2 separate regions of the Homo sapiens genome follow, and region 1 is linked to region 2. The links are chromatin loops, found by intact Hi-C in ENCODE. Cell type or tissue: HCT116. All regions are shown on one strand. Links, peaks and the distances in the headings refer to the core of each region. The heading gives the core; the rest is flanking DNA. Region 1 has its middle 150 kb from the start of ZNF644. Region 2 overlaps HFM1 (helicase for meiosis 1).

What was found. Peaks named below come from ENCODE experiments on the same cell type or tissue, not always from the same donor. Only the 100,000 strongest peaks of a DNase experiment are listed, where the experiment ranks them.
Region 1: it touches region 2 in a loop (8-fold over the local background); 25 of 110 quality-filtered maps call a loop at or near these places.

Annotation. Positions count from the first base shown.
Region 1 is chr1:91,159,594-91,175,734 of GRCh38, reverse strand. No RefSeq gene overlaps it. Among named protein-coding and RNA genes, the nearest start is that of ZNF644, 150 kb to the right of the region's middle. RefSeq lists an enhancer at 10,369-10,518. In HCT116, for the core only: CTCF peaks have their summits at 9,416 (motif pointing left) and 10,268 (motif pointing right); DNase peaks (open chromatin) are centred at 9,434 and 10,274.
Region 2 is chr1:91,276,931-91,293,071 of GRCh38, reverse strand. HFM1 (helicase for meiosis 1) reads left to right here. Exons shown (of 39, transcript NM_001017975.6): 31 at 16,010-16,090. Among named protein-coding and RNA genes, the nearest start is that of HFM1, 120 kb to the left of the region's middle. RefSeq lists a silencer at 3,224-3,438. In HCT116, for the core only: a CTCF peak has its summit at 10,177 (motif pointing left); a DNase peak (open chromatin) is centred at 10,171.

The DNA of each region.
Region 1 (16,141 bases), core at 6,951-14,950, 120 kb after region 2:
TAAAACTAATACTGCTCAGTCCTTCCACTGAGCAATAGAACTAACTGGGGCTAGAAGACTGGAACTCAATTGGCCTTACCCCGCACATTCATTCATCTTCACATTAAGGATACTTTTGCCAATGAGAGGGAGTGACTCAGTTTGTTGAGTTTGACCTCCTTTAACTTCCTTTAAGTGAATCTTCCCCAAATGGCACTCTGCTATTCACAATAATCAAGAAAGCATTCTCAGGAAAACGTTTTTGCAGTCTTAAAAGTAAGGCTACTACCTCTTTACCAAGGGATACTTAAAAACAAAATCCTCATCTTATATTTGAGCATATATGATAACCATTTATAGTCAAGAATCAGTAATTAAGTAGGAACCTCTATAGGGTGGGATTCTCTTCCCTGATTTCCCACGGCCTCTGGGATCCAGCCGCAATTCCTTTGCACTGGGATTCAAGGCCCTTTTGCTTGTGCCACTAGCACATGCCCTGGCACCTCTCCTTCCTCTAAGCTGCCAAAGCTGACTAGCTTTTCTTCTAATGGGCATATTCTTCCTTTATCTATGTTACCTCTTCCCTGGATTGCTAGTGGAGTTTTAGAGGCCCTGGAGCCATTTTGCCTTCATCAAGAAACTTCGATTCTTTCTGATATTGATCTTGTTGTTTGGCTCTCAAAGGGCAGTCTTATTTCTGGTTCTCAGGGAAGCAGGGTGAGGTGAGAGAGTACCTTACTAACGCCCCAAGTACACAAATAAGGGCACCATCATCATAACATACTTGAGACTACAAAAGGAGTTGGACTTTGACAGTTACCTGTATACAGCACAAGTGTGAAAACACATGCACACACACTTCCTCTTTGTAGCCTTTGCTTCGAGATCTCTAGTGACAAAATTCTTTTGAATGAAAATGTAATGACCCAAAGTAACAAAGAGAAATATCTGTATTTTCCCTTAAGCTTAACAGAGTTCATTATTATAACTTTCTCTCTCTCTTCTTTTTTTGAGACAGAGTCTTGCTCTGTTGCTCAGGCTGGGGGACAGTGGCACGACCACAGCTCACTGCAGCCTCAACTTTCCCCACCTCAGGCAATCCTCCCACTTCAAGCCTCCCGAGTAGCTGGGACTACAGGTGCGTGCCACCATGCCCTGCTAATTTTTGTAGTTTTTGTGTAAACAGGGTTTCATCATGTTCTCCAGGTTGGTCTTGAACTCCTGGGCTCAAGAGATCAGCCAGTCTTGGCCTCCCAAACTGTTGGGATTACAGGTGTGAGCCACCGCACTTAGCTATTATAACTTTTTCTAAAATGACTTAGTACAACAGAACTTTAGTGACAAATAATTGTAAATAATGATCAGAAAATTTAAGTTTAACACACAACTCAAGTTATGCCATTTCCTCTGGGTTTATTTGTGGGTCCCCACAATAATAGGGTGGTTTTGACTTCCTTACTAGTTAGTTCCCTTTACAGAATTCTTGCTGCATATGTTGTTGCATTTCTTGCATTATTAGTATCCATTTCTTGACAAATGAAGAGGCTGTCCCCCGTGCACTCCTACCCTACTGTACAGGGCTGTCCTGTGGTTCTGGGCAGGAGGTGAATCATTCAGGACACCTGTGCTGAAGGGGCTTTGATTTAATGATGCTGGACATAGAAAACAAAAGACCTGATAAATGGAAGAGAAACTCCCTGGAAAGTATGAAAATCGATCTTTGAGCTTTAAAATTGTCCCCAGCAGAAGTGGCTCCCTACTATGTGTAGCAGAGACTGCTCGTGTTCACTGAGACCACAGGTTCCTCTGTTCCCAGCCTCCTTGCAGTTAGGAGGGGCGGTATGACTGGGTTCTATCCAATGTGGGCACAACGTGTATACCACTTCAAGGCTTGGCCCCTAAAATGCCCCGCAAGCTCTTTTGCGGTCCCTCTCTTTGCTAGCTATGTTCCTGGAGCAAAGGACTCTGAGAAGTCAGAACCACATGCCATGTCAGGAGCTGAACCCCTGAACTCATGACTTAAAGTTGCCTGACCTGTGATATTCACAGGGGACCTTGTGTGAATGAAGAATAGCTTTTATTGTGTTAAGCCACTAAGCTTTTGCAGTTGTTTCTTGCCACGCTTAGCCCAGCCTCGCCTGACTGAGGGAGGTGGGCAAGCCCAGCGAGTCAGCATGCTGCCAACACTCCATGGAGTCCATCCCCAGATTCCTCTGTCTCTTTGTTCTGATGCACGAACACAGGATGCACGCACCACCCAGGACGTTTTCACTCTGGGAATCCAGCCAGCTCCATACTTTCCAGCACATTTGTGAATGATTTTCTTATTGAATAAATATTCCAGATGGAAAAGCCCATCAGACCTACTATTGTGCCCAAACTTACCTGGGACCTACTCAAAGTGGACTGTTTTAAGGCTGAATCTAAGCTAAGGTCCTTGAAGCGTAGCCAGATCAAAGCTTGAATCCAAATGTAAGCCAGTGCCTGCCACATATCAGAATCTCCACAAACATGGGTTGAAGGAAGGAAGGACAACATCCTTCATCCTGATCCAGAGACAAGCAGGAAGCAAAATCAAGGGGTAGGAGCTTGCAGAAACTGCAGTAGAGCAGGAAGAAGGGATCGTTCTGAAAATGCAGTGCCGGCGGCGCCATGGCTGCCTGCATTGGCAGGGAAGGCTTGCATGGTGTATATATTTTTTAAGAGCAGTTTTAGGTTCACAGCAAAATTGAGCAGAAAGTACAGAGAGTTCCCATATACCCCTTGCCCCAACCCATGTGCATAATTAGCCTCCCCCATTATCAACATTCCTCACCAGAATGATTCGTTTGTTACAATTTGTGTCCACTGTTAGTGGACACAAATAAACAACTTTGTCCACAGCTTTCTCCTAAAAGGCATTTTTCCACAGCCCAAAGACCCCAAGAATTCTTTAGATATCCATGTAGAAAAGGAAAGCCCATCTAGGATCCTGCTAGACATGAACAGAGTCTGTGGCTCCATTCCCAGCATTCTCTGGAGTTTAGCTTGAGAAAATAATAAGAATCCTATAGGATCAGTGATCTCACTCATTTGGACTACAGTAAATCTCTTCTATATTACTGCTCAGCCTCTGAGAATATTATATTGGGTCTCATTTTATTAAAGAATGTCATGCATACCCAGAAGTCGCTATTTAATTTTTAGCTGCAAGATACAATTTTGAAAAACCATTATCTAGAAAGTGCAATAATCAAACAATGTAATCATGAATGTTAAACCTCCTTGGAATATTATTTTAAATGCTTGCCAGCTGGAAGCAAAAGTTGACAAGGAAGTATCTGACTTGGTTGGCTTTGTAATTTGTCAAAGCATCTACACTTTCCAACATGATATATTTGTTAAGATATGTTTTTTTTCTCTGCATGATTGTTTTGAAACTATCAAAGAATACAAAATCCTTAAACAAGGAAGACAGATTTGCATTTTCTATTTGTTCCAGCCTAAGATTTAGGATTAAATCACTTTAAGAGACAGAATTGAATCCTTTCTCAGAGGAGCCAGACGGTCCACATACATCATCAACTGCCTCTGAGCTTTCTGGCTGCTCTGTGAGATCAGACTCGTAAATTCTGTGACATAGGGAAAACATCAGAAAGCCACGGCATGCATTTTAAGAGCCCAGCAAGCTGGATTTACACTGTCATGAAAGATTCCTGGCAATTTCCCCATTTTTCCCGTCACTCAACATTGAATCTCCACAGAAAGGGTCGATTGGATATTTGGCCCGTGACTGTGAGTCTGGGGGGGTGATCCAGCTATCTGGCAAATGTGCCACCCTCCCTGCCTAAGGGGGCCCAGCAAGTCTATGCATCATCGAGCAGTTCCCCAGGAAGGACATCTTTTTGCGGGGTGGCTCTGAACTTTGTTTCAAGCAACTCCTGCCATCTGAAATACGCTTCTTGATCAGTGAACTCCTCATTTCGTTCTCACACACTTCCCACCTACCTCTCTCTCAGCACTATACTATAACTTACATATTTGTCTTCACTATTGGGCATTGAACTTATGGAGTGTGCTTCTCTTAGCACTTTGAATGACTAAATATCAATGTCTGCTCCTTACAATACCATTTCTAAGGAGTCCTCGATGGACCCCAGAAGGGGTGGTGATGTCTGGCCCAGGCCTTATTGTCTTTGTATGACCTGAATTTGGCACTTACCAGGCATACAGCAGGCACTTGAGATGAATGGGTGAATGTGTCCACCTGCTTGGGGAGCCTGGGGATGGATCAGGGATTGATTTTAGCCTCTGGCTTCTCTTATTCACCCTACCTTCTACCTTCAAAACCTTAGGCAAGATAGTGAACCTTTCTTTAAGTTTTTTTTTTTTTTTGTCTATGAAATGGGAATGATAGTGTTGCCTACTTCATAGGATGTTATGAATAGTGAATGGTGTATATATCTATTATATAAACTAAAAGCTAAAATGATAGCTTGCGCTAGTAAGAGCTCAATAAGTCTTAGCTAACAAAGTGAGTTCTCAAAAAATATGAGCTGTTCTTACTAGACATAATAATGCCTTTCCAAATAGCCTACTCCATTGAACTTCCTTCTACAGCCTAAGTCTCTGTGTAAAAAAGTGATGGTTATTGGGTTTACTTAGAGGAGCTATTTGCTGGGGCCTCAGGGATTCTGGTAAAGTAAATAGGGCTTTTTTTTTTTCCTGGGAGTGTGCTTCCCTTAGCACTTTGAATGACTGTATCAATGTCTGCTCCTTAAAAGGAAGACTGGAAGCAGGACCTTCATGCTTCTTTCCACCCCAATGCCATCTCTAAGGAGTCCTTGATGGACCCTGGAAAAGGTGGTGATGTCTGGATCTGGCTTTGGACAGCGCTTCAGGTTATAATGTCACTGAAAGCCCACAGACCCAGGAAGGACTCTGAAGGGTACAGGGAGCCCTTGAAAGCAACAAGTCCTGCCCTGTGCAGATGATGGGGAAAAAACTTGGCCACCAGCCAAGGGCCTCTACTGACTTCGCAGGCATAAACTATCGAGTTTTAAACATTCTAGGCAAAAGGGTAAGGGTCTGTTTGAGAGAATGGACATGGGCATGGGTTGGGGGGCGGATAGCTGTGCAAAGCTGCCCCAGTCCTGAGGGCAGGTATCTCCATCCTCAGACCTGCCTTGCCCTCTGAGCAGGGGGCTGTGAATTGGGGAAGCAACTATCTGAGTGTTGTCTGGGGGAGATGGGGAATGGAAGAGTAAGTAAGAATGAGACACCCTAGACCCATTTCCCTGGAGACTTCCGAAATCCAGAGGCCCTCACCCGCAAAGGAAGAGATTGTGTGATGTTGGCCCTGAGTCCATAGGCAGGTGACATAGGAGCAAGTTCTAGCTCTCTGTCTATCTGTTTGGGGCCTTGGGTGGTCACTTAGCCTTGCCTTGGCCTCTCCTCCTCTAAAATGAGGCTAATACAACTATGTCACAGAGCCATTGTCAGTCTCTAATGAAGTAAGGCTTGGGATGTGTTCTGAGATCTATAATGTGGTAAATTAATAGCAAGCATTTTACACATAATAATTGTACTTATGATTTAAAGACTCCTGGGATAGAACTGAACTAGGTTTGGTCTTGTGGGCTAGAAGCTGTGGCAGCGATGGTAGAATGAGTCCCATGAGGTTGGATGCCCCTTTCCAAACTGGCCTCTCTCCCTCATCCTTCCTCCACAGCCTGGATAAGATTGGCAGTAAAGGAGAGTGGTTGAGGGTACGGAAGCCAGAAGGCCTGCATTTGAATCCTGTCTCTGTCACTGACTAGCTTCATGGCCTCAGGTAAGAAATTTAAATTTTCTGTATCCATTTCCTTGTTTGTAAAATGGGGATGATATTGGTGCCTACCTTGTAGGATGTTGTAAACACTGAATGATTTAATGCATGTATTATTGTTAAAAATGATAGCTAACAAAGTGAGCACTCAGAAACTGTGAGCTGTGTTTATTAATCATGGTAATGTCATTCCAAATGGCCCAACTCCATTGACCTCTCTGCTCACTCAAAGTATACTGGGTCTGCTGGGTTTGGTGGTGCCTGCCTGTAATCCCAGCTGCTCAGGAGACTGATGTGGGAGGATCACTTGAGGCCAGGAGTTCAAGACCAGCCTGGGCAACAGAGAACCCTGTCTCTTGAAAAAAAAAAAAATACACAACACACACACACGCACGTGTACACACACTATATATATAGTACATATATGTCTATGTAGACATATATACATATGTATATATGTATATATGTATGTATGTATATATATGTATATATACATACATATATACATATATACATATATACATATGTGTATATGTATATATGCGTATAAATGCATATACATATATGTGTATATACGTATATATACATATATGTGTATACACGTATATACACATGTATATACGTGTATACACGTATATACGTGTGTATATGTACCTATATGTCTATGTAGACGTATATACATATGTATATATGTACCTATATGTCTAGACGTATATACATATGTATATTCGTACATATATGTCTCTGTAGACGTATATACATATGTATATTCGTACATATATGTCTATGTAGACGTATATACATATGTATATTCGTACATATATGTCTATGTAGACGTATATACATATGTATATTCGTACATATATGTCTATGTAGACGTATATACATATGTATATTCGTACATATATGTCTCTGTAGACGTATATACATATGTATATATGTATATATGTCTATGTATATATGTATATATGTGTATATATGTATATGTGTATGTACATATACACATACATACGTATATATGTATATATACATATACACATACATACGTATATATGTATACATATATGTATACACATACATGCATATACATAGATGTATACACATGTATACACATACATGTATGTATATGTGTATATGTATATATGTATATGTGTATATGTGTATATATGTATATATGTATGTGTATATATGTATATGTATATATGTATATGTGTATATAGACATATGTGTACACGTGTAGACATAGACATGTGTACACGTGTAGACATGTAGACATATGTGTACACGTGTAGACATGTAGACATATGTGTACACGTGTAGACATGTAGACATATGTGTACACGTGTAGACATGTAGATATATGTCTACACGTGTAGACATGTAGACATGTCTATATATGTCTACATAGACATATATGTATACACACACACACACACACACACACACACACACACACACACACACAAAGAACACTGGGTCCTTTCCACCCTGGCAGGTCAACCAGGAAGCCAGAAGAAAAAAAAATTAGAAATCTCTGAAAAATGAAAATGTCTTTTGAGGGGAAAGGTTATACACCACGGGTGTTTATATGATTCACTAGGAATCCAGTAGATCCAAAAATTGGGGCTGTTCCCTGATGGTCCAATTTGACTTCCTATAGAGGAAGGCCCTCAGGGAGGCATCACCTTAGATCAGCAGGACGTCCTCTCTTCTTCAGCTTCTCCAATGCTACTGCCAGTGAGAATCATACACTTTAAGACAGGGAAGGACCCTACAACATCACTCAGGCCAATGAATCGTGCGGTCCAGGGGAAAGACAGTTGACTGAGGGAGTTCTGTTCTTGAGAGGCAAAATCCACTACCTGCCTCCCAGAGCCAAATGCAGACAATGCAGTCCTGTGCTGCATAAGTGAGGACTGAGGATGTATTCCAGCAGTTCCATGACACTCCTGGAGCATCTACCAACCTACCACAGTCCTGTGCCACTAAGAACCTCATGGTTTAGTAGAGGGAGGCACACAGTGAACATCTTCTCAACACAGTGTGGTTAGAGCCATGCTTTGGGTATTCACGGGGTTGTGGGGAAGCCAAGGACAAGGGCACCAAGCCAGGCCCAGGGCATGTGTGGAAGGTGCTCTCCAGGAGTTACTGACACTTGAGCTAAGTTTGAAAGGAGGAAGAGAAGTAAATCTAGGAGGAAAAAATGAAAAGACCCTCCAAGTAAGAGTGGAGAGAATGAACGAGCGGATCAGTGTGGCTGGAGGCTAAGGTGCCAGAGGGAGGGGAGGGTGACGAGGCCAGAGAGACCAGGAGCCACGGTATAGGACTCATGTTCCTGAATGGAACAGGACTTTAGCTTGGATAATGGGAGCCACCAGTAGGGTTTTCAGCAGAGGAACTGTGCAAATGTGCAGTCACTTGGGGGCTGACTGGTAGAGGATGGATCGGAGCGGACAGACCTGGAAGATGTTCAGCTGGCTTCCCTGAGTGATGCTTGGGTTCACCACTTCCTTAGTGAACAACAGGGCTTCCTAGAGACCGATGGCAACAGGCTCACGATGACGTTCCACATGTGCCACCAAATATCTATCCCTCACTCTGTGGTAACTATCCTTAATTATCCAGGTATTCCGTCACCACAACACAGCTCATGTACCCACGGGGGACACTTTACTGCACCCAATGGGCATGAGGCTTAGGCTCAAGTGAATAAGCACAACTGTATCCCTCTGGTCATAGTATTTGCTTTAAAAATGGTCAAGTGGCCAGGTGCAGTGGCTCACGCCTGTAATCTCAGCACTTTGGGAGGCCTAGGCAGGTGGATCACCTGAGGTCAGGAGCTCCAGATCAGCCTGGCCAACATGGCGAAATCCCATCTCTACTTAAAATACAAAAATTAGCTGGGCATGATAGTGCGTGCCTGTAATCCCAGCTACTCAGGAGGCTGAGGCAGGAGAATCTCTTGAACCCGGGAGGCAGAGGTTGCAGCGAGCTGAGATCGTGCCACTGCACTCCAACTCCAGCCTGAGTGACAGAGTAAGACTCCGTCTCAAAAAAACAAAAACAAAAACAAAAACAAAACAAGAATGGTCAAGTGATTCCATTCAGGCCACTGAGGCTCATGGCAACATTTTTCTGGGGGCTTTGGAAGGTGAAATGTGCAGATGTGAGGCCGGGAACTGCTGCAGCTATTTTCCATCATGAGGGAGGCACGCCTACAACAAAGCTGGCCTGTGGAAAGCAGAAAACATCAGAAAAATGGTTTAAGGCCCTGATGATGGGGTGAATCAAATGGGATCAAAATGAATCAAAATGGGATCTTCCTCCCTACAGAGCAGACCTCTGGACTTTTCAGTCACAGGACCCAATATAGCCCCTTTGTTTTCTAAACCTTTCTTTCTTGCTTGCAAAAGCTCAGAGCTCAGGGACAATAATGTCTCACCTAGAGCACAGTAGTTGGAACTGGCCAGTTCTAAACAGGTAAAAAACAAAATCACAGGGTTTTCCTGATTTTTTTTAGAAAACTTAAAAATTGTTTTTAAGGAAAACGATTTTTCAAAGCTCTCTGCTCTATGGGACTTGCCTCCCAAATCCACTTATTTTCTGGGTCCCCGTAAAGCAGTGGAGCGCTGCCACCTGCTGGCTGCAAAGCACAATGTGCTCTAGAAAGTAGATGGAGAGCATTAATGCTGGAAAAGGCCCTAAAGGTCAGCGTGGGGAATACAATTAAGGGGAAATTCGTTCTCTGCTAATGTATATTGTTGAGCTGTTTGAATTTTGATTGGGAGTTTTATTTCTAAAAAAATAAAATAGGGACAGTCACTTACACAAATATTTCGTATCTTGTGGCATTTGTTTATTATACTTGGTTAATTCATCAATACCTGACATTTCCTTGAAAAGCAACAACTACAATCACCATCACGAAAAACCCCCTCCTTTCTCTCTCTGCACAAGCACATCTGGAAGCACGCATGCACATGCTTTGCCTCTACTAACTCTGCCTGAAGCAGCAACCAACTCCCCTTAATTCGGTTTCTGGTGCAGCCGGCCAGCCCATTTCTTACCTGTCTGATTTTCTAGGCAGAAGTCTGACCTTAGTCCAGTGCCTTTTTATTCAGGAAAAACTTAACAAGCTTTCCAAGTATTCTTCTTAGAGTCTCTCTCCAGACTTCATGCAGGGCGCAGCCACAGATCCCCTCCCACCAACCCTGGGAGAGAAGGGATTTAACAGCTTCTCACTTTAAAAATTCTCTTTGCAAATCCTCTTTGCCTTTTCCTAATGGCTCAGGAATTTAAAAGGTGTTTACCCTGTTCTTAATACTACTTTGAAGTTTCTGCACAGTAGCCCCTTTGGAATTTAGCATTTATTGTATTCATGCCTCAACCAAAACTAAAATAGTAAAAATCCCATCATGAGTGCTGTTACAAATTCCCTCCTGGCCTCCATCTGAGGTGGACCTGCCCAGGGCCAGAGTAACAGTAGCCGCAGCCTACCAGCAGGTGGCGCCCAAACAAGCCTTATCGCCATTGCTCCATCTGGGACTGAGCTTGGTGCTAGACGGTCACCCTTCCGCACAAAAGCCTCCCTCCACTACAACCCCCCTTCAGCCTGCTAAGGTGTGACTTAGATGTTTCCTGGACTTTGGCTTCTGTTACCGGTAAGCCCTGACATACCTGCCCAGTCCAGCGGGCCCCCTCCTCCAGGGATCTTTCCCTGTGTTGCCCGAAACTCAACCCACCAGCTGGGGCTGACCTGGCTGCCCTCTTCCCTCCTGGATGTCCACAGCCACGTTCTGCTCTGCATGACCGTGCTCTCTCGAACCAGGCTTGAATTTTCCAAGTCTCTCTAGACACAGCGTTGTGGACTGACAGCCCACCTCACGGAGTTCACCACATAGCCAGGCCGGCTTTCCCTGGCCCCTTTCTACCTTGTCCAGGAGCCTCTTACCCCCTGAGGCAGCGTTGAGGCTGCTCCCCCACGTCCACAGTACATGTGCATTTGTAGCCTGGAGCTGACAAGGCCCAATATGATCTGGTCCTGTTCTAACGTCATCTTGTCTGCCCGTCTCAGCCTTCATCTCCACTGTGCATGTTGGGAGAACCTCCAGTCTCTCATAAAAGCCCACTCTCTCACTATTTCAATATTCTTCTGTTTTAGCCCATTCAGCTGCCATGTGGTACCTGGCAGTTTCCTCCAGTCCAGTTCCCAGTGGAGTGTCTGTGCTAAAGTTTCTGAGGCCCGCCAAGCCCATGAAGGCCCGCCACAGCTGCCATCTCCCTCAGAGTTCACCTACATCGTGTGATGTCACCTTCACTGAGCCACAGTGGGCACCAAGGGCTCAATGACATCGGTGGGCCCCTCTTCCCTGTTCCGTGTGGCCAGAATGTTGTTCCCATTTTGTCCCTCTATCATCCTTTAGGAATCAGCATTGACGGCCTTCTCTGTGAACCTGCTCCTGCATTTGTAACAGGAGACTCACCTGGATTGAAGGTGTGGTGCCTTCACCTGGGTCCTGCAGCTCCTCTGGCCCAGCCTCCTCAAGAGCTCCTGTCTCTCAAGCCCACACTGATCCCCTCTGAGCTGGCTACACCAGGCCTCTTTGCATCCCTCTGCCCATGGGGTTTAGAGTAACTTTACTCTAAACTGGGTTCAAAACCTGGCTTCTCTACCTATTAACTCTGTGTGACTTTGGGGAAGTTACTAAACCTCTCTGAGCTTCTGCCCCCTTTGTAAAATGGGGTTGGTATTAGCATCTGCCCCATAGGTTTGCTGTGAGGCTCCAGTGAGATTGACGGTGCACATAAAACACTTACTAAAGACCTGGCAGAGATTTTGCATTCCGTAAAGGGCAGCTCTTGTTAACCGCAAAAACCAAGGCTGCTCCCGACATTGCTCTCATCAGGGTAGGAAGTGACTTTCAAGACAGGAACTAACTTCCTTAACTTTGTGTGCACACCTAAGATGGTGCTTGATACACAATGGGGACTCAAATGTCTATTGAACTGAAATATTTGATAGCACTATGTTCTCTCTTCTCATTTAGGTTTTATCTTTCTTGTGGATAAAAATTACATGTGTCTTCTGTAGACTGACTTTTTAATTTTGGTAAAATATACATAATGTAAAGGTTAACCATTTTCACTGTTTTTAACTGCACAATTCAGTGGCATTAAGTCCGCGCACACTGTTGTACAACCATGTGGTATTTTTTAAAACATCCACAGCAGCCAGCCCAGGAGCAGGAATAGAAGCTGAATTGATATAGACTGAGTGGACGTGGATAGAGAAGCCCTGCACCAGCAGGCAGGCTTCATTCAAACAGGGGCTGTGCCTGTCCCCCAGCACTCGGCACAGTTCCTGGACATGGCAGGTGCTCAATAAACGTGAAATGTGCCACAGCAGGAGTTGCATACTGGCAGGGAAGCGGGACGGGGCAGTGAGGCATGTTGTTTGGGGCCACACAAAGTTTTTCTTTTTTAAAGTTTTAAAAAATAAATTGTTTTGAATAAATTGCGCTCTCACACAAAAATCTATATTGTAGTTTCTCTTGAAGAACAGAAGGTTCTAGCAGCTTTGGGCCTGCATTTTTGGATGGCAGCACTCTGCTAGCACTGAGCGTGGGCTGCCCCTTTAGACGGTGTGAATGGTCTCCAGGCCGCTGCTCTCACTGAAATGACTCCACTGCTCCCCTGAGCACTCGAGTTTCAGACCCTTGCCATAGAGTCAGATGAACAGGACTTGAGACTTACTTCCTCAGCTGAACAGCTCAGAGCTTTTAAGGAGGTCAGCCAGCCTCTGAGCCTCCACATCCTCATTTGTAGAATGGGAAAATTGGCAGCTTCCTTTCCGGGTTTCTTTGCAGAGTGTTATGAGATCTTGTATATCAAAGTATGTGAGAGGCTGGGCGCTGTGGCTCATGCCTGTAATCTTAGCACTTTGGGAGGTTGAGGCAGGAGGATCACTTGAGTCCAGGCGTTTGAGACCAGCTTGTGCAACACAAAAAATTGTCTCTACAAAAAATTAAAAAAAAATAGCCGAGTGTGGTGGCATAAGCCTGCTGTCCCAACTCCTTGGGAGGCTGAGGCAGGAAGATCGCTTGAGTCCAGGAAGTGGAGGCTACAGTGAGCCCCAGTGCACTGCAGACAGGGCAACACAGTGAGACCCTGTCTCAAAAACAAAACAACAACAACAATAGCAACACCAAGTATGTGAGAAAATGTCAGGACCATGATACAAATGCTGGCCCTTCACCACAGGCCTGCTACCTGCAGTCTTTGTGCCTGCACTGAGGATGTATGGATTCCCCTGCCAAATGGAATCTCCAGGTTTTTTTTATGTTGCATCCTCATCTGGGAAGACACCAGCACCTGGAAAAGCCAGGGTGCTGGGGCACTATCTGGTCAACACAGACAGCTACCAGGTACCTCCATCACCTGTCAGTCACCCCAGGGCTTTCACAAAGTCCCTGCCTGGGTGTGGCACAGTTGAGAGTAAGTTCCTTGGGCACAGGCCTACTCTCCAGTGCCCTTTCATCTGAGGGCCCCACACACCGCACAGCAGCCCCACAGACATCGGATTCCACGGCGCACATCAGTGCATAACGCATTGCGTATTTGCCACTCCTTAAGCCAACACCTAAGAGAGGGGTTTTTGGCATCAGAACACCACCAGTTCCCTCCTCTGCCTCCTTCTGTCACTCTCCCTGCCCTTCCATTCCCTTCCCAGGCTAAGTTTCCATGGTACCTTTTCAGCCTCTGCTGTTAACACCATCCTTTCAAAATCTAAAGGAAATGAGGGCTCTTTCCCTTTAAGTCCTTTTTACAAACCCCTTTCTCTCGATTCACCTGGAAAATTCGGGTCCACTGTGTTTCATTAGTAGCATCTTGATATCAAAAAAGAATTCAAGACAAGAAATAAATAGAAAAGTAAGTCAGGTGATTCTGTTTTGAAATAAAACAAGTTTGTTTAGTAACTGGTTCCAGATTGCCTTACAGTCTTGCTTGGCAGGAAGAGATTTATTCCTGATAGCGTACCACATATCACACTTGCTCTTCTAAGACATTTGCTTTTATCTCCAGCAGTTCCTGATGGAATAGATACAAAGAAAAGACTAGAGCCTTGTTTAAGCAGGGACTAGCGTGTTTGCATCCTGACACCAGAGAAGATCTGATCATCTGAGAGCTTCCAATCTTGGGCTTAACAGCTTTAAAAAAATCAAACATGTTAAAACAAAACAAAACCATAGAAAACAAAAGCACAGACAGGCATTGCACATATTGCAATCTTTTGTGTAAAAAGCGGTAACATGCCCATGATACCAGAACCAGCCACCACCTAAAATGAGATGTGCAGTTTGCCTCTTCTAGAAGAAAACTAGGCCTCCAGAAATTGAATATTAGTTTCCGAGGAAAAGCAGAGGGTCCTTTGACAGCATTTCATTGTCAATGAACCCAGAAACTCTTCTGAGACTCATTTTTGCCAGGAGCGGCAGCCTTCTCCCAAGCCAGGCCCTTCGGTAGCAGCGCCTGCCCTGGGCCTTTCCTTGCCTTCCTGTCTCCTTCAGTCCACTGCCACACGGTCCGGGGGGTACTCCCTGGCTTAGCAAATCTAAGTGCTGGAGGCTCTTTAGCCAAGTTGCACAAACCCGCTACAAACTGGCTTAAACAAAACAGAACAGCCCTCAGAAACTTAACAGCGCTGATGTACAGACCTTCGCTCCAGACCTGTCATTAATAGGAATCAGCTCCCATCTCCTGATCTCAGTGTCTCTCAGCTCCACATCCCAGGAGAGAGATTCTGTGTGCTCCAGCTTGGATCACATGTCCCTCCTGCTGCAGTCAGCTAAGTCCAGGTAGGAGGGTCTCATAGACATGTGGCTCTTGAAACTCATCTTGGACTTCGGGAGGTGACCAAAGGAGCAGGTCATGGCTGGCCAGACACCCTAGGAGAAATCTGCCACTTCATACAACTTGGTTTTGATGAGTGGCTGTGGCAGTGTTACAGTAGGTAGCGAATCAGACATGAACAGGGCAAGAGAGGGCCTCACTACCCCACCAGGAATTCCAGGCGACCATCAGGTGGTGGTCAGGCAGTTGTTACGCTGTCTCTCTAAAATAACAGTTGGTGGCAGCCGGCGCCAGGGCAAGGCAGTCTCCCTATAGAGAGAAAAAAACCTGAAAATAATCAGCAGCTTCCTGATAAGATCTCAGGAGTTGCGTGAGTGAACGCAAGTGTGCGCATTAAGAGGCAAAATGGTGGAGTTTAACTGGTATATGATCTTAGGGACATTCAGCTGGTAAGGGAAAAAAAAAAACAAAAACACCTCAAGTTGAGCATACGCACAACTCCAGTAAACACACTGCGCATGATCCCCTCCCAGGCTTTGGCAGACAACTGCGCATGCGGACATCCCACCCCAAAGGAAGTCAGGGGAGAAGGAAGGCAAGACTCCAGAAGCATGCCAGCATATAAAATCCCAAGTCAAAAGGTCAAATTGAGCACTTGTCTTTCAAGTTGCCCGGTTGGCCCTCTTCCAAGTATACTTTTCTTCCTTTCCTTCCTGTTCTAAAGCTTTTTGTTTTGTTTTGTTTTGAGACAGAGTTTCGCTCTTGTTGCCAGGCTGGAGTGCGATGGCACGATCTTGGCTCACCGCAACCTCCGCCTCCTGGGTTCAAGAGATTCTCCTGCCTCAGCCTCCTGAGTAGCTGGAATTAGAGGCCTGTGCCACCAGGCCTGTCTAATTTTGTATTTTTAGTAGAGATGGGTTTTCTCCATGTTGTTCAGGCTGGTCTTGACCTCCCGACCTCAGGTGATGCACCACCCGCCTTGGCCTCCCAACGTGCTGGGACTACAGGTGTGAGCTACTAGTAGCGCCCAGCCTCTAAAGCTTTTTAATAAGCTTTCACTCCTGCTCTAATACTTTCCTCGGTCTCACCTTCTGCCTCATGCCCCTTGGTCCAATTCTTTCTCCTGTGGAGGCAAGAATTGAGGTTGTTGCAGACCCATAAGGATTCACCGCCAGTAACAGCAGGGGTGGGACTTCTGTAGTGACTTACTCCCAGCATAGAAGCATTATTTATCGGGGGATGAGAGATCACATGGCAAACTTAGGAGCTGTGGTTGGGGGAGGTTGTATTAGTAGTTTTCTATGGCTGTTATAACAAATTACTACAAACGTAGTGGCTTAAAATAACACAAATGTATGATCTTACAACTGTAGTTCAGACATCCAACACAGGCCACTGAACTAGGAACACGGCGTCTGATTCCTTTCTGGAGGCTTCAGGGGAGAACCTGCTTCCTTGCCTTTTCTAGCCTCTGAGGCGACCATCATTTCTTGGCTCATGGCACCT
Region 2 (16,141 bases), core at 5,414-13,413:
AAGTCTTTAATCCATCTTGAATTAATTTTTGTATAAGGTGTAAGGAAGGGATCCAGTTTCAGCTTTCTACATATGGCTAGCCAGTTTTCCCAGCACCATTTATTAAATAGGGAATCCTTTCCCCATTTCCTGTTTTTGTCGGGTTTGTCAAAGATCAGATAGTTGTAGATATGTGGCGTTATTTCTGAGGGCTCTATTCTGTTCCATTGATCTATATCTCTGTTTTGGTACCAGTACCATGCTGTTTTGGTTACTGTAGCCTTGTAGTATAGTTTGAAGTCAGGTAGTGTGATGCCTCCAGCTTTCTTCTTTTGGCTTAGGATTGACTTGGTGATACGAGCTCTTTTTTTGTTCCATATGAACTTTAAAGTAGTTTTTTCCATTTCTGTGAAGAAAGTCATTGGTAGCTTGATGGGGATGGCATTGAATCTGTAAATTACCTTGGGCAGTATGGCCATTTTCATGATATTGATTCTTCCTACCCGTGAGCATGGAATGTTCTTCCATTTGTTTGTATGCTCTTTTATTTTCTTGAGCAGTGGTTTGTAGTTCTCCTTGAAGAGGTCCTTCACATCCCTTGTAAGTTGGATTCCTAGGTATTTTATTCTCTTTGAAGCAATTGTGAATGGGAGTTCACTCATGATTTGGCTCTCTGTTTGTCTGTTATTGGTGTATAAGAATGCTTGTGATTTTTGCACATTGATTTTGTATCCTGAGACGTTGCTGAAGTTGCTTAACAACTTAAGGAGATTTTGGGCTGAGACAATGGGGTTTTCTAGATATACAATCATGTCATCTGCAAACAGGGACAATTTGACTTCCTCTTTTCCTAATCGAATACTCTTTATTTCCTTCTCCTGCCTAATTGCCCTGGCCAGAACTTCCAACACTATGTTGAATAGGAGTGGTGAGAGAGGGCATCCCTGTCTTGTGCCAGTTTTCAAAGGGAATGCTTCCAGTTTTTGTCCATTCAGTATGATTTTGGCTGTGGGTTTGTCATAGATAGCTGTTATTATTTTGAGATACGTCCCATCAATACCTAATTTATTGAGAGTTTTTAGCATGAAGTGTTGTTGAATTTTGTCAAAGACCTTTTCTGCATCTATTGAGATAATCATGTGGTTTTTGTCTTGGTTCTGTTTATATGCTGGATTACATTTATTGATTTGCGTATATTGAACCAGCCTTGCATCCCAGGGATGAAGCCCACTTGATCATGGTGGGTAAGCTTTTTGATGTGCTGCTGGATTCGGTTTGCCAGTATTTTATTGAGGATTTTTGCATCAATGTTCATCAAGGATATTGGTCTAAAATTCTCTTTTTTGGTTGTGTCTCTGCCCGTCTTTGGTATCAGGATGATGCTGGCCTCATAAAATGAGTTAGGGAGGATTCCCTCTTTTTCTATTGATTGGAATAGTTTCAGAAGGAATGGTACCAGTTCCTACTTGTACCTCTGGTAGAATTCGGCTATGAATCCATCTGGTCCTGGACTCTTTTTCGTTGGTAAGCTATTGATTATTGCCACAATTTCAGCTCCTGTTATTGGTCTATTCAGAGATTCAACTTCTTCCTGGTTTAGTCTTGGGAGAGTGTATGTGTCGAGGAATGTATCCATTTCTTCCAGATTTTCTAGTTTATTTGCGTAGAGGTGTTTGTAGTATTATCTGATGGTAGTTTGTATTTCTGTGGGATCGGTGGTGATATCCCCTTTATCATTTTTTATTGTGTCTATTTGATTCTTCTCTCTTTTCTTCTTTATTAGTCTTGCTAGCGGTCTATCAATTTTGTTGATCCTTTCAAAAAACCAGCTCCTGAATTCATTAATTTTTTGAAGGGTGTTTTGTGTCTCTATTTCCTTCAGTTCTGCTCTGATTTTAGTTATTTCTTGACTTCTGCTAGCTTTTGAATGTGTTTGCTCTTGCTTTTCTAGTTCTTTTAATTGTGATGTTAGGGTGTCAATTTTGGATCTTTTCTGCTTTCTATTGTGGGCATTTAGTGCTATAAATTTCCCTCTACACACTGCTTTGAATGTGTCCCAGAGATTCTGGTATGTTGTGTCTTCGTTCTCGTTGGTTTCAAAGAACATCTTTATTTCTGCCTTCATTTCGTTATGTACCCAGTAGTCATTTAGGAGCAGGTTGTTCAATTTCCATGTAGTTGAGCGGTTCTGAATGAGATTCTTAATCCTGAGTTCTAGTTTGATTGCACTGTGGTCTGAGAGATAGTTTGTTATAATTTCTGTTCTTTTACATTTGCTGAGGAGAGCTTTACTTCCAAGTATGTGGTCAATTTTGGAATAGGTGTGGTGTGGTGCTGAAAAAAATGTATATTCTGTTGATTTGGGGTGGAGAGTTCTGTAGATGTCTATTAGGTCCGGTTGGTGCAGAGCTGAGTTCAATTCCTGGGTATCCTTGTTGACTTTCTGTCTCGTTGATCTGTGTAATGTTGACAGTGGGGTGTTAAAGTCTCCTATTATTAATGTGTGGGAGTCTAAGTCTCTTTGTAGGTCACTCAGGACTTGCTTTATGAATCTGGGTGCTCCTGTGTTGGGTGCATATATATTTAGGATAGTTAGCTCTTCTTGTTGAATTGGTCCCTTTACCATTGATTAATGGCCTTCTTTGTCTCTTTTGATCTTTGTTGGTTTAAAGTCTGTTTTATCAGAGACTAGGATTGCAACCCCTGCCTTTTTTTGTTTTCCATTTGCTTGGTAGATCTTCCTCCATCCTTTTATTTTAAGCCTATGTGTGTCTCTGCCTGTGAGATGGGTTTCCTGAATACAGCACACTGATGGGTCTTGACTCTTTATCCAATTTGCCAGTCTGTGTCTTTTAATTGGAGCATTTAGTCCATGTACATTTAAAGTTAATATTGTTGTGTTTGAATTTGATCCTGTCATTATGATGTTAGCTGGTTATTTTGCTTGTTAGTTGATGCAGTTTTCTTCCTAGTCTCGATGGTCTTTACATTTTGGCATGATTTTGCAGCGGCTGGTACCGATTGTTCCTTTCCATGTTTAGCACTTCCTTCAGGAGCTCTTTTAGGGCAGGCCTGGTGGTGACAAAATCTCTCAGCATTTGCTTGTCTGTAAAGGATTTTATTTCTCCTTCACTTATGAAGCTTAGTTTGGCTGGATATGAAATTCTGGGCTGAAAATTATTTTCTTTAAGAATGTTGACCCTCTCCCTCTCCCTCTCCCTCTCGTCTCCCTCTCCCTCTTTGCACGGTCTCCCTCTGATGCTGAGCTGAGGCTGGACTGTGCTGCCGCCATCTCGGCTCACTGCAACCTCCCTGCCTGATTCTCCTGCCTCAGCCTGCCGAGTGCCTGGGATGCAGGCGCGCGCCGCCACGCCTGACTGGTTTTTGTATTTTTTGGTAGAGACGGGGTTTCGCTGTGTTGGCCGGGCTGGTCTCTAGCTCCTGACTGCGAGTGTTCTGCCAGCCTCAGCCTCCCAAGGTGCCAGGATTGCAGACGGAGTCTCGCTCACTCAGTGCTCAATGTTGCCCAGGCTGGAGTGCAGTGGCGTGTTCTTGGCTCGCTACAACCTCCACCTCCCAGCCGCCTGCCTTGGCTTCCCAAAGTGCCGAGATTGCAGCCTCTGCCCAGGTGCCACTCTGTCTAGGAAGTGAGGAGCATCTCTGCCTGGCCGCCCATCGTCTGGGATGTGAGGAGCCCTTCTGCCCGGCCGCCCAGTCTGGGAAGTGAGGAGCGTCTCTTCCTGGCCGTCATCCCGTCTAGGAAGTGAGGAGCATCTCTGCCCGGCCGCCCATCGTCTGGGATGTGGGGAGCGCCTCTGCCCCGCCGCCCCGTCTGAGATGTGAAGAGCGCCTCTGTCCGGCCGCGACCCCGTCTTGGAACTGAGGAGTGTCTCTGCCCCGCCACCACCCCGTCTGGGAGGTGAGGAGCGTCTCTGACTGGCTGCCCCATCTGAGAAATGAGGAGCCCCTCCGCCTGGCAGCCGCCCCATCTGGGAAGTGAGGAGTGTCTCCGCCCGGCAGCCGCCCCATCCGGGAGGTGGGGGGCAGCCCCCGCCCGGCCAGCTGCCCCATCCGGGAGGTGGGGGGTAGCCCCCACCTGACCAGCCGCCCCGTCCGGGAGGTGGGGGGCGCCTCTGCCCGGCCGGCCCGTCTGGGAAGTGAGGAGCCCCTCTGCCCGGCCGCCACCCCGTCTGGGAGGTGTACCCAACAGCTCATTGAGAAAGGGCCATGATGACGATGGCGGTTTTGTTGAATAGAAAAGGGGGAAATGTGGGGAAAAGAAAGAGAGATCAGATTGTTACTGTGTCTGTGTAGAAAGAAGTAGACATAGGAGACTCCATTTTATTCTGTACTAAGAAAAATTCATCTGCCTTGGGATGCTGTTAATCTATAACCTTACCCCCAACCCTGTGCTCTCAAACGTGTGCTGTGTCCACTGAGGGTTAAATGGATTAAGGGCGGTGCAAGATGTGCTTTGTTAAACAGATGCTTGAAGGCAGCATACTCCTTAAGAGTCATCACCACTCCCTAATCTCAAGTACCCAGGGACACAAACACTAGGGAAGGCAGCAGGGCCCTCTGCCTAGGAAAACCAGAGACCTTTGTTCACATGTTTATCTGCTGACCTTCCCTCCACTATTGTCCTATGACCCTGCCAAATCCCCCTCCCCGAGAAACACCCAAGAATGATCAATAAATACTAAAAAAAAAAAAAAAAAAAAAAAAAGAATGTTGAATATTGGCCCCCACTCTCTTCTGGCTTGTAGAGTTTCTGCCGGGAGATCTGCTGTTAGTCTGATGGGCTTCCCTTTGAGGGTAACCCGACCTTTCTCTCTGGCTGCCCTTAACATTTTTTCCTTCATTTCAACTTTGGTGAATCTGACAATTATGTGTCTTGGTGTTGCTCTTCTTGAGGAGTATCTCTGTGGCGTTCTCTGTATTTCCTGAATCTGAATGTTGGCCTGCCTTGCTAGATTGGGGAACTTCTCCTGGATAATATCCTGCAGAGTGTTTTCCAACTTGGTTCCATTCTCCCCGTCACTTTAAGGTACACCAATCAGACGTAGATTTGGTCTTTTCACATAGTCCCATATTTCTTGGAGGCTTTGCTCGTTTCTTTTTATTCTTTTTTCTCTAAACTTCCCTTCTCGCTTCATTTCATTCATTTCATCTTCCATCGCTGATACCCTTTCTTCCAATTCATCGCATCGGCTCCTGAGGCTTCTGCATTCTTCACGTAGTTCTCGAGCCTTGGTTTTCAGCTCCATCAGCTCCTTTAAGCACTTCTCTGTATTGGTTATTCTAGTTATACATTCTTCTAAATTTTTTTCAAAGTTTTCAACTTCTTTGCCTTTGGTTTGAATGTCCTCCCGTAGCTCGGAGTAATTTGATCGTCTGAAGACTTCTTCTCTCAGCTCGTCAAAGTCATTCTCCGTCCAGCTTTGTTCTGTTGCTGGTGAGGAACTGCGTTCCTTTAGAGGAGGAGAGGTGCTCTGCTTTTTAGTTTCCAGTTTTTCTGCTCTGTTTTTTCCCTATCTTTGTGGTTTTATCTACTTTTGGTCTTTGCTGATGGTGATGTACAGATGGGTTTTTGGTGTGGATGTCCTTTCTGTTTGTTAGTTAGTTTTCCTTCTAACAGACAGGACCCTCAGCTGCAGGTCTGTTGGAGTACCCGGACGTGTGAGGTGTCAGTCTGCCCCTGCTAGGGGGTGCCTCCCAGTTAGGCTGCTTGGGGGTCAGGGGTCAGGGACTCACTTGAGGAGGCAGTCTGCCCCTTCTCAGATCTCCAGCTGCATGCTGGGAGAACCACTGCTCTCTTCAAAGCTGTCAGACAGGGACATTTAAGTCTGCAGAGGTTACTGCTGTCTTTTTGTTTGCCTGTGCGCTGCCCCCAGAGGTGGAGCCTACAGAGGCAGGCAGGCCTCCATGAGCTGTGGTGGGCTCCACCCAGTTCGAGCTTCCCGGCTGCTTTGTTTACCTAAGCAATCCTGGGCAGTGGCGGGCACCCCTCCCCCAGCCTCGCTGCCGCCTTGCAGTTTGATCTCAGACTGCTGTGCTAGCAATCAGCGAGACTCCGTGGGCGTAGGACCCTCTGAGCCAGGTGCGGGATATAATCTCGTGGTGCGCCGTTTTTTAAGCCCGTCGGAAAAGCGCAGTATTCGGGTGGGAGTGACCCAATTTTCCAGGTGCCGTCTGTCACCCCTTTCTTTGACTAGGAAAGGGAACTCCCTGACCCCTTGCGCTTCCCGAGTGAGGCAACGCCTCGCCTTGCTTCGGCTGGCGCACGGTGCACTGCACCCACTGACCTGTGCCCACTGTCTGGCACTCCCTAGTGAGATGAACCCGGTACCTCAGATGGAAATGCAGAAATCACCCGTCTTCTGCGTCGCTCACACTGGGAGCTGTAGACTGGAGATGTTCCTATTCGGCCATCTTGGCTCCTCGGTCGTGAATGTGATCTTATCTGGAATAGAGTTTACAGATATAATCAAGTTAAGGTGGACCCTAATCCAATATGACTGCATCCTAATCCAATATGACTGGTGTCCTTATATGAAAAGGCAAAAAGACACAGACACCAAGAAAACTCCATAAGAATACCAATACAGAGGAAAGACAGCCATGCAAAGACAGAGGCAGAGATTATAGTTATGCTCCCACAAGCCAAGAAATGTCTAGAGCTATCAGAAACTGGAAGAGTTGAGGAAGGATCCTCTCCTAGAGAATTCAGAGGGAGTATGGCTCTGCCAGCAACTTATTTCAGACTTTTAATCTTCAGAACTGTGAAAGAATAAATTTCTGTTGTTTTAAGCCATCCAGTGTGTGGTACTTTGTTATAGCCACCCTAGAAAACTAATATACTAATCTGTGCTGTTAAAAGTCAAGATAAAGATTACTCTTGACAAAGTTGACTAGAATAGGACAGAAAGATAGTTTCTAGGGGTGCTGATATTTCTCTGTTGTGGGTAGTACTGAACTCTATATATATAATTTCCTTATTAAGTCAAGAACTTTCACCTTTTCACTTAAAGGAAACTACAGCTTCTCTTTGGCACATCCAAATTGCCAGCATTGCTACTCTTGTGCTTTGGGGCCATTACTAAGTAAAACAAGGGTTACTTGAACACAAGTACTGTGATACCATGACCGTCGATTTGATCATTGAGACACCTACCAAGTGACTAAGGGGTGGGTAGCATATACAGCCTGGATATGCTGGGCAAAGGAATGATTCACATCCAGGACAGAGTGAAGTGGGACAGCCTGAGATTCTATCATGCTACTCAGAATGATGTACAATTTAAAACTTATGAAATATTTATTTCTGAAAATTTTCATGTAATATTTTCGGACCAGAGTTGACCTTGGGTAACTGAAACTGTGGAAAGCAAAATCATGGATGAAGGGGGCTACTGTATGTAATCATCCAAATCTTAGGAACTTATGCACATCCGTATTGTACAATTCAATTTTTATATGCAAATTTATATATCCCTGGATAAAGATACACAATTATACCTCTAAACCTAACATACATACACTCTTTCTTAGTAACTGACACAATTAAGGGGCAATAGATTACCCTACTAAGGCTGTGACACCAAATTTGGGCCTTTTCAAAACAATCCAAATTTCAGTTGTTCTAATCCCTTGTCAAATGGTGTTATTAAATGATACAAACTGATATTTAGTTCAGAGAATATAATTGCTAAATGGCTATTTCCAAATATGCTTTCAAGTTGAACAAATGTTTCAATTTTGTATATCATCAAATTATAGGACTATATATAAAAACAAAAACATGCACCTTAGGGAATATAAAATAATGAAAAATTCTTTTCATGCTTTCTACAACTTATATTAGTCCGTTTTCATGCTGCTGATAAAGACATAACTGAGACTGGGTAATTTATAAAGAAAATGAGGTTCGATGGGCTCACAGTTCCACGTGGCTGGGGAGGCCTCACAATCATGGCAGAAAGTGAAAGGCACGTCTTACATGGTGGCAGACAAGAGAGAATGAGAGCCAGCCGAAAGGAGAGACCCCTTATAAAATCATCAAATCTTGTGAGACTTATTCACTACCACAAGAACAGTATGGGGGAAACTGCCCCCATGATTCAATTATCTCCCCCAGGTCTCTCCCACAACATGTGGAAATTATGGGAGCTGCAAATCAAGATGAGATTTGGGTGAGGACACAGCCAAACCATATCAAACTTTTTGAAAACATTCTTTTAGCTGCAGTTTCTCACATATGGTTATAGTTCCAAGAGATAAAATTCTTGTATAATTTGAGGAAGAACATTTTTGTTATTTTTAATATATGGCAATGTGAGACATATTTTTAAGTTGTAAAAACAAAAATTAAAAAATTTTCAGGCCTGCTCTCAGTATATGAAGATTAGGCATTTAAACTTCTTATCCTTTAAATGCATTCTAAATAAGAATTACAGGCTTTGCTTAATTTGAAGAAAATCTATTTGACATTAATACATTTATCTTCATTTGCAGTATTATTCTGAATATGAATGTCTTGGAGCTAGGTACAGTGGCTCACACCTGTAATCTCAACAATTTGGGAGGCCGAAGGCAGGCAGATCACCTGAGGTCAGGAATTCCAGACTAGCCTGGCCAATGTGGTGAAACCCCATCTCTACTAAAAATACAAAAATTAGCTGGGCATGGTGGCAGGCACCTGTAATCCCATGTAATACGAGCTACTCGGGAGGCTGAGGCAGGTGAATCACTTGAGCCTTGGGCGGAGGTTGCAGTGAGTTGAGATTGCACCACTGCACTCCAGCCTGGGCAACAAAGGCAAAACTCTATCTCAAAAAAAAAATAATAATAATATAATAATAATAATAATTAATGTAGTTGAATGAATACAAGGATAAAGCCAGTCCTCAGGCACATTGTGTGTACATTTAAATACTAGTTAAAAGGCAGTCTACTTTTCTTTATATTCTTTGGTGTGTATGTGCATTAAGTTGCAAAATCAAGGACTCCAGTTCAGTGTATTCCTTTTCTGCATAAATAAATAACAAAATGATAGTAAAATATTTGACAGAAAAATGAAAAGGAGACTCTCTCATCATTAAAAAAAGTAAAACCATGAATTGCATAAATCTATGATTAGCATAAATGGAGAACTGCAAAAGTGAAAGTAATACTAAAAAAATACTCCAGTAGCTTCTGCACAGACCAAATTATTTGAATTTATAATTAGAAAGTTATGCTAAGTGTGACAGAGATTCTTGCTATTTTTTATTTATTGTCTGGACTTCTTTTTTTAAAGAAGTGACCCTTGCCCCGCCACCTGTTAATGACTCTGTTAAAGTAATTTTAAGTATTTTCTTTCAATACATTTCTATTTGATATTATTAATAAATTTACTTTAAATGCTTGGAACTAGAGACTTTATAACATGTAAATTAATACAATATGTGGCAAAACTATGAAAATATTTGCACCTCAGATTATGACAGTGATGGAATATGGAATCTGCTATCTTTAGAGTATACTTAAGAGTGCAGCTTAGGCTGGGCACAGTGACTCACACCTGTAGTCTCAGCACTTTGGGAGGCCGAAGTGGGTGGATTGCTTGAACTTACAGGTTCGAGACCAGCCTGGGCAACATGGCTGGTCTTTACAAACCCTGTCTCTACAAAAAATACAAAAATTAGCTGGGTGTGGTGGTGCATGCCTGTAGTCCCAGCTACTGAGGGGGCTGAGTTGGGAGGATCACTTGAGCCTGGGAGGCTGAAGTTTCAGTGAGCCGTGATGGTGCCACTGCACTCCTGCCTAGGTGATAGAGCCAGACTTTTTCTCAGAAGAGTACAGCTTAGATTATTTTTTTTCTGAGAACCTTATCTTTCTAATTACCAATATCTGTAAGCTTATATTTGCTAATAAGATAAATTCAGACAATTCTCAGGAGGTAGGGAGGGCGGCAGGGTAAAGGGAGCACTTTTATTTTCAAAGTACCATTCGTAACAAAAATACAGCAAAAAGATTTCGTCAGGTAGTATCCATGTGCTAGTGTTCTATAAACAAACAAACAAAACTTGCATACAGTCCTCATTCCTGACAAGACTTGCCAACTTTGCCTTGAAATTTTTGGGAGCCCTCGGAATCTCTCTAATTAGAGTCCCAGATCCTAGTTGCTGCCACTGGGAGCAAATGTGCTTAGTCATTGTGCACCACCTTGTGGCAGCGTTTAGACATGCATCTTTTTTAGAAGTTCTTTAGTATTTAAGACCCAAAGGCAACTCTTTATTCTTCATTTTAAAACAGCAACTTGCAAAGCTTTTCTTCCAAGTCTTCCCACCTCAAAACAAAGGTTCCTTCTCTAAATAACTTAAATGAATCCTCTGGGAGAGCTAAAGCAACTGGTACAACTAGAGAGAGAATTGTTGATAGATCAGTCTCTGGAATTAGACTACCTTGAATTAGAATCTCAAATTTGCTACTTACTAACAGCATAGTCTTGAGCATCTTACTTAACCTCTGTAAGAATTAATTTTCTCATAGGTGAAATGGAGATATAATAGGAACCTTATAGGCAGACAACCAAGGGTGATGAGACATTTTAGGAAAATGTAGAATGTGTGAAAGTCCAAAATAAGGAAATAGAAAATGGATGAAAGAGCAACAGGATAATTCAGGAATGTAATAAAACCTAATATAAAACTTTAGTAACGTCCGAGAAATTAAAGATTAAATTGCAACCACAAAACTGAATAGGATGCCATTTTAAAATAAAAAGAACCAGAGCAAGCACAGAGAAGCAAAAATTATGTTTGGAAGGAAAACCGGAGGTCTCGAACATAAAGTCAATACCTTCTCAATGAAAGCAAAAAGTCAAGGAGACAGAAAATATAAGAGAAAAGGGGGGCAATTTAAGAACCCAGTATCTAACTTATAAGTGTTCAAGAAAGAACAAACAAATCAGAAGAAATAATTTGAGAAACGTTTTCAGAACTGAAGTGAGACAGAAATCTTCACATTAAAAAGTCTTACTTAATGCTAGTTAGGATGAATGAAAGGTCTACAAATAAAGCTAATTGCAATATTTCAGAACATTGTGGATAAAGACAAAATTGTAAATGCTTACGAGGCACAAAAATTTAAAAATGTAATAGTCTTTTAGTGAGCAATGTTGGATGCTAAAAGTCAATTGATTTAAAATTCCAGGGGGAAGCCAGGCACAGTGGTTTGTGCCTGTAATCTCAGCTACTTGGAAGAATGAGAAGGCAGGAGTGCGTGCGCCCAAGAGTTCGAGGCTGCGGTGAGCTGTGGTCTCACACCTGCACTCCAGCCTGGGTGACAGAGCGAGACCCTGTCTCCAAAACTGTAATAATAAAAAATAAAATTCCAAGGGAAAAATGATTTTCAACCTTATGTTCTATGCCCAGCCAAACTACTAAGTATGAAAGTAATATAAAGATGCCTTAATACATTCAAAGATTCAGAAAATTTTATTCTTATACATCCTTTCTTAGGCAGTTGCTCAAAATTGAGCACCAGTAAAACAAGAAAGAAAAAGCCCAAGAATCCATTTGTAGTAGATTCAGCCCAGGAACTTAATGAAAGGAAGTTCAAAGGTGACAGTTACAGGACAGGTCTAGATTGCATTAGGAGGCAGATAGAGGGTTCAAGGAAGGAGGCATTGATGAGGGGGGAATAAATGGGTGAGGTATTCCCATGTATTTGCTTTTACCCTTCAACTATTGAGTGAACTTAAAGAAACAAGATGGATATTGCTAGACAAAAAGGAAGGCTGCAAAACTTCAGGGGAAGCAATATGCTGCTCAAGAAAGAAAACCACTCCACTTGATTCTGCATTAAAAATATTTTTACCTTCTGTATATCTCTCAAATCAGTCTATTCTCTGTAACTCTACTACCACCACCACTCTGGAGTTACCATGATTTCTGCTTAGACTTGTACTGGTTTTCTTGCATCCTTTCTGTCTTATCTCAAATCTGTTCTCCATATTACACTCTATATGGTGACGTTTTTCACAATGCAGATCTGATTGTGCCCCCTCTTCGGTTAAAACATTTCAGTGGCTTCCCATAGCTCTTAGAATCTAAATCATTAGCATCCCCTAGAAGGTTCTATATGGTCACATGGTCAACCAGTCCCTAAGCAGCAATGTAGTGGTAGCTGCTATGTGGTCTTGCCTCACTTCTGTAGATTTGGCTGGTAAGGACACCCTAATGGATTTAAACAGTTTATTACTTACACAGATGGCAAAGCAAGATCAGCATGGTATTAGCTGCTTACATCCCCAATTCCACAGGATGATACCAAACTAGGGGGGTCAGATGACAGACAACATGAGTGGTGGGTTGCTTTGTTTTTGAGAAGTGAACTCTAGGCTTCAGCTAAGCAGTTTTATCTGAAAGGGGCAAAATGGAAAGTTCCATACCTTAGTGGAATCAGGGAGGCAGATGAGAAACTGCCGCATGGCAAGTCTTCTGCAAGATCGAGGGTCTTCTGCAAGGTATGGAGCAAATGTGAAATGGCCTTTGATAGCTCCTCACAAGACTACCTATCTTGCCATTTTTAAGGATGATCATGGGGCATTCTGCCAACAGTTGAGTCTTACCTACATGGCCTATATGGAGATATGCAATTGCCATGGTGCCATGGTGGAACTGTTCCCCTACAAACATAGGCTGCCTTTACTACCACTATAGTCTCATCTTACATACTTTCTCATATTTGCTAGCATCAGTCATATTGACCTTTCAGTTTCCCCAATGTGCCATGCTTTTCCTTGTCATAGAGCTTTAGCATATGCTATCCCCTCTGCCTGAACTCTAATTTCTCCTCCTTCTTTGCCTTCTTAACTTCCCTTCTTTCTTCAGTGCTCAGCCCAACGTTCCTGACCAGAACAGCTTCACCTGTTACCACATAGCATGATGTACCACTCCTTCACAGCATTCAGAACAATTTTAGTTTAAAATTTATTTGTTTAATCTTGGATTGATGTAATAGTAGAGATAGCGGATATAATATATACATTAATATATTTGTTTATCACTTAATTGTCAATTGTTTTTACATACTTAAATTACATTTTATTTTTACGTCTCTGTGAGGTAAACAGAACAGATATTAAATCTTTTTTCCCAAATAAGAGCCTATATTAGAGCTCATTTTTTTTCTATTTTAGTGTTCCCTGTACTTCACCACTATGTTTTTTCTGTAAATACATTCAATATAAGGCAGCATACAGTAAGCAAGAGGCACAGAGAAAATGCCACAGGGGCCCAAAGGAGAGGGAAATCAGATCAGGTGATCACCATAGACCTCCAACCCAGAGGTGCCATTTGAGTCAGACTTGAAGGTTGGTAGGCATCTGTTGGGCAAGGAAATGAGGGTCTTCTAAGACAAGAGATAGTATCAAAGCTACAGTTATAAAAAGGCATGGAACTATTTGAAGAATGGCAATTGAATGTGTTTTGATGGATGTAGGGCTAATATGGGTCCCAGGAAGGGAAGCTGGAATTGGATCATGCAGGACCTTGAAGATGGAATTGATTTTGCTGGCAGTAGGAAGTAACTCATGTTTCTAAGTGGGCAAATTGGTCTGATCAGCATTGGACTTTAAAAGTATTAAATAAGCAACAATGTGTAGAATAAATTGTATCATGGAGGACTGGATTCAAAGAAACCAGTTCTGATCTAAGTGAGAGGTAACAGGACCATGACTTGGGACAAAACACCTGAAACAATAAGTCGTGACACACTTTACAAAGTTTAAAGTCAAAGCCTTTCAGTCAGTGCCTAATAGGAACACACTTGGGTCTGAGGAACGTTAGGTTTATTTAACATACTGCAGCAAAGGAGAGCACCATAGCCACAGAACTGTGGGTCATCTCAAGGAGCCAGGAGGATTTTCTTATAGGATTTCAGAATCTTATTATAGGATTTCAGAATCTTATTATAGGATTTCAGCTTGTGCTGGGTGACTCTTAGGAAGGTTTAGGGAAAGCAGAGATCAGTTCTAGATTGGATGCTCTCAGGAAGTAAGATGTTGGATATTTTGGTACATTTTTTTTTTGGAAGTGAGAGGATTTAAAAAATAGTAGTCATCTGTGTTAGCCAGAAGAGGGGGATGTTTCATTATTTTTTATGTTTCTTGAGAGTTCTTTTCTCTAGTTTCAGAAACATTTACATGGTAGTCTTATCTCTGTCTTCTTCTACTATGGTCACAGAGTGGCCTTATCTGGGTATTTATATTCTCAAAATTGTTTGCTCAATTGGGAATACTGTGGTTAGCTGTCAGCTTCCAGCCGCCCAGGTGTTTTCTTTTTACCTTATCAGTACCCAATACATTGATCTGTTCAGCTCTAAGGACCAGCCGTTGCCTCATATGTTGAGCAGCCTCATCCATTTACCCTAGGCTGCAATATGTATATTATCACTGTCTAGACGTGCCATGACTTGGAAAGCTTGACTGAACAATGGTACCGAAAATGAAGAGTAAAGTACCAAGAAATGTTGTAAAGTTTTCAAGCTCTCCACTATCTCCAACATTTCTGGTTCACTTAAAATCTATGCTGCAGCAAAAATAAGCTGATTTCAGCTCTTACAATCGGTGATTTGCTGCTTTTGGGTATTTGCCCTCCACCTGGAATATCTTCCCTTTGTCTCATTCTCATGTTCGTATTTCCATCTGTCCTTCAAGGACCAGTTCAAACATCTCTCTCCTTCCCCGTGCTACTAGTGAGAGCTAAGATCAAGAAAAAGCTGATTTAAAATATAATAAATTAAGAGTAAATCATATATTTAGATATATTAATTCTAACTTAGAGGAGTCAGGATGGAAACAATCTCTCTTTCCTGTAAATTCATATAGCTAATTTCTTAGATCCCTAAAGCATTTATTTCTAATATGTATTAAATATGTATTACATCTTGTTTACTAACTTCTGTCAGCAGTACCATCAAAATGCCATAATGTTTACTTCTTTACAGGTTTTTCAGGCTTGAGTACAAAGCAACAGAAGTGTTTTTAAACTCCACCCTCATTCTTACCTCATTTAGTAAAAAAGTTACTGATATGTGGCCATATTTGGCCCTATTTTATATATATATAATATAATGTATATAAAGTATATATAAAATATAATATATAAAGTATATATATTATATATTAGTGTATATATTATATATAAGCATATATAATATATAAGTATATATTATATATATAAAGTATATATAATATATATTAGTATATATTATATATAAAGTATATATATTATATATTAGTATATATTATATATAAAGTATATACATTATATATATTAGTATATATTATATATAAAGTATATATATTATATATATTAGTATATATTATATAAAGTATATATAATATATATTAGTATATATTATATATAGTGTATATATTATATATATTAGTATATATTATATATAGTATATATTATATATATTAGTATATAGTATATATATAAAGTATATATATTATATATAAAGTATATATATTATACATATTTAAAGTATATATATTATATATATATAAAGTATACACACACACACACACACACACCCACCAGGGAGATTATACACACACACCAGGGAGGTTGAGAGAAGCTTGTAGGTGGCTAGATGTTTCTTGTTGGGAGTAATAGTGGGGCAGGGAGTAACTTATCAAAAATATGTTTTAAAAATTACCAGGCATGGTGGTAAGTGCCTGTAGTCCCAGCTACTTGGAAGGCTGAAACAGGAGGATCTCTTGAGCCCAGGAGATTGAGGCTGTAATACTAATTATCATGCCTGTGAATAGCCATAGCACTCCAGCCTAGGCAAGATAGCAAGACCCTATCTCTTTATTAAAAAAAAAATTACGTGGATTACAAAACACTTGAGAAAGTATAAAAATCAATATTTTTGTATTGTCTGAAAGGAAGGAAACTGGATAAAAATTAATTATATTAAATTAACAATAATAAATGTAGTGACAAATGGATTTGTTTTTCTTATATTAATTTAGGAACGACTGCCAGCAAAAAACCTGGGAACCGAGAATGCAATCATCTTTGTAAAAGTAAACATACATGTGGACATGACTGCTGTGAGTTCCTTAAAACAAGTTTATTTAAAGTGTTCAAAATTGAAAGGTCTT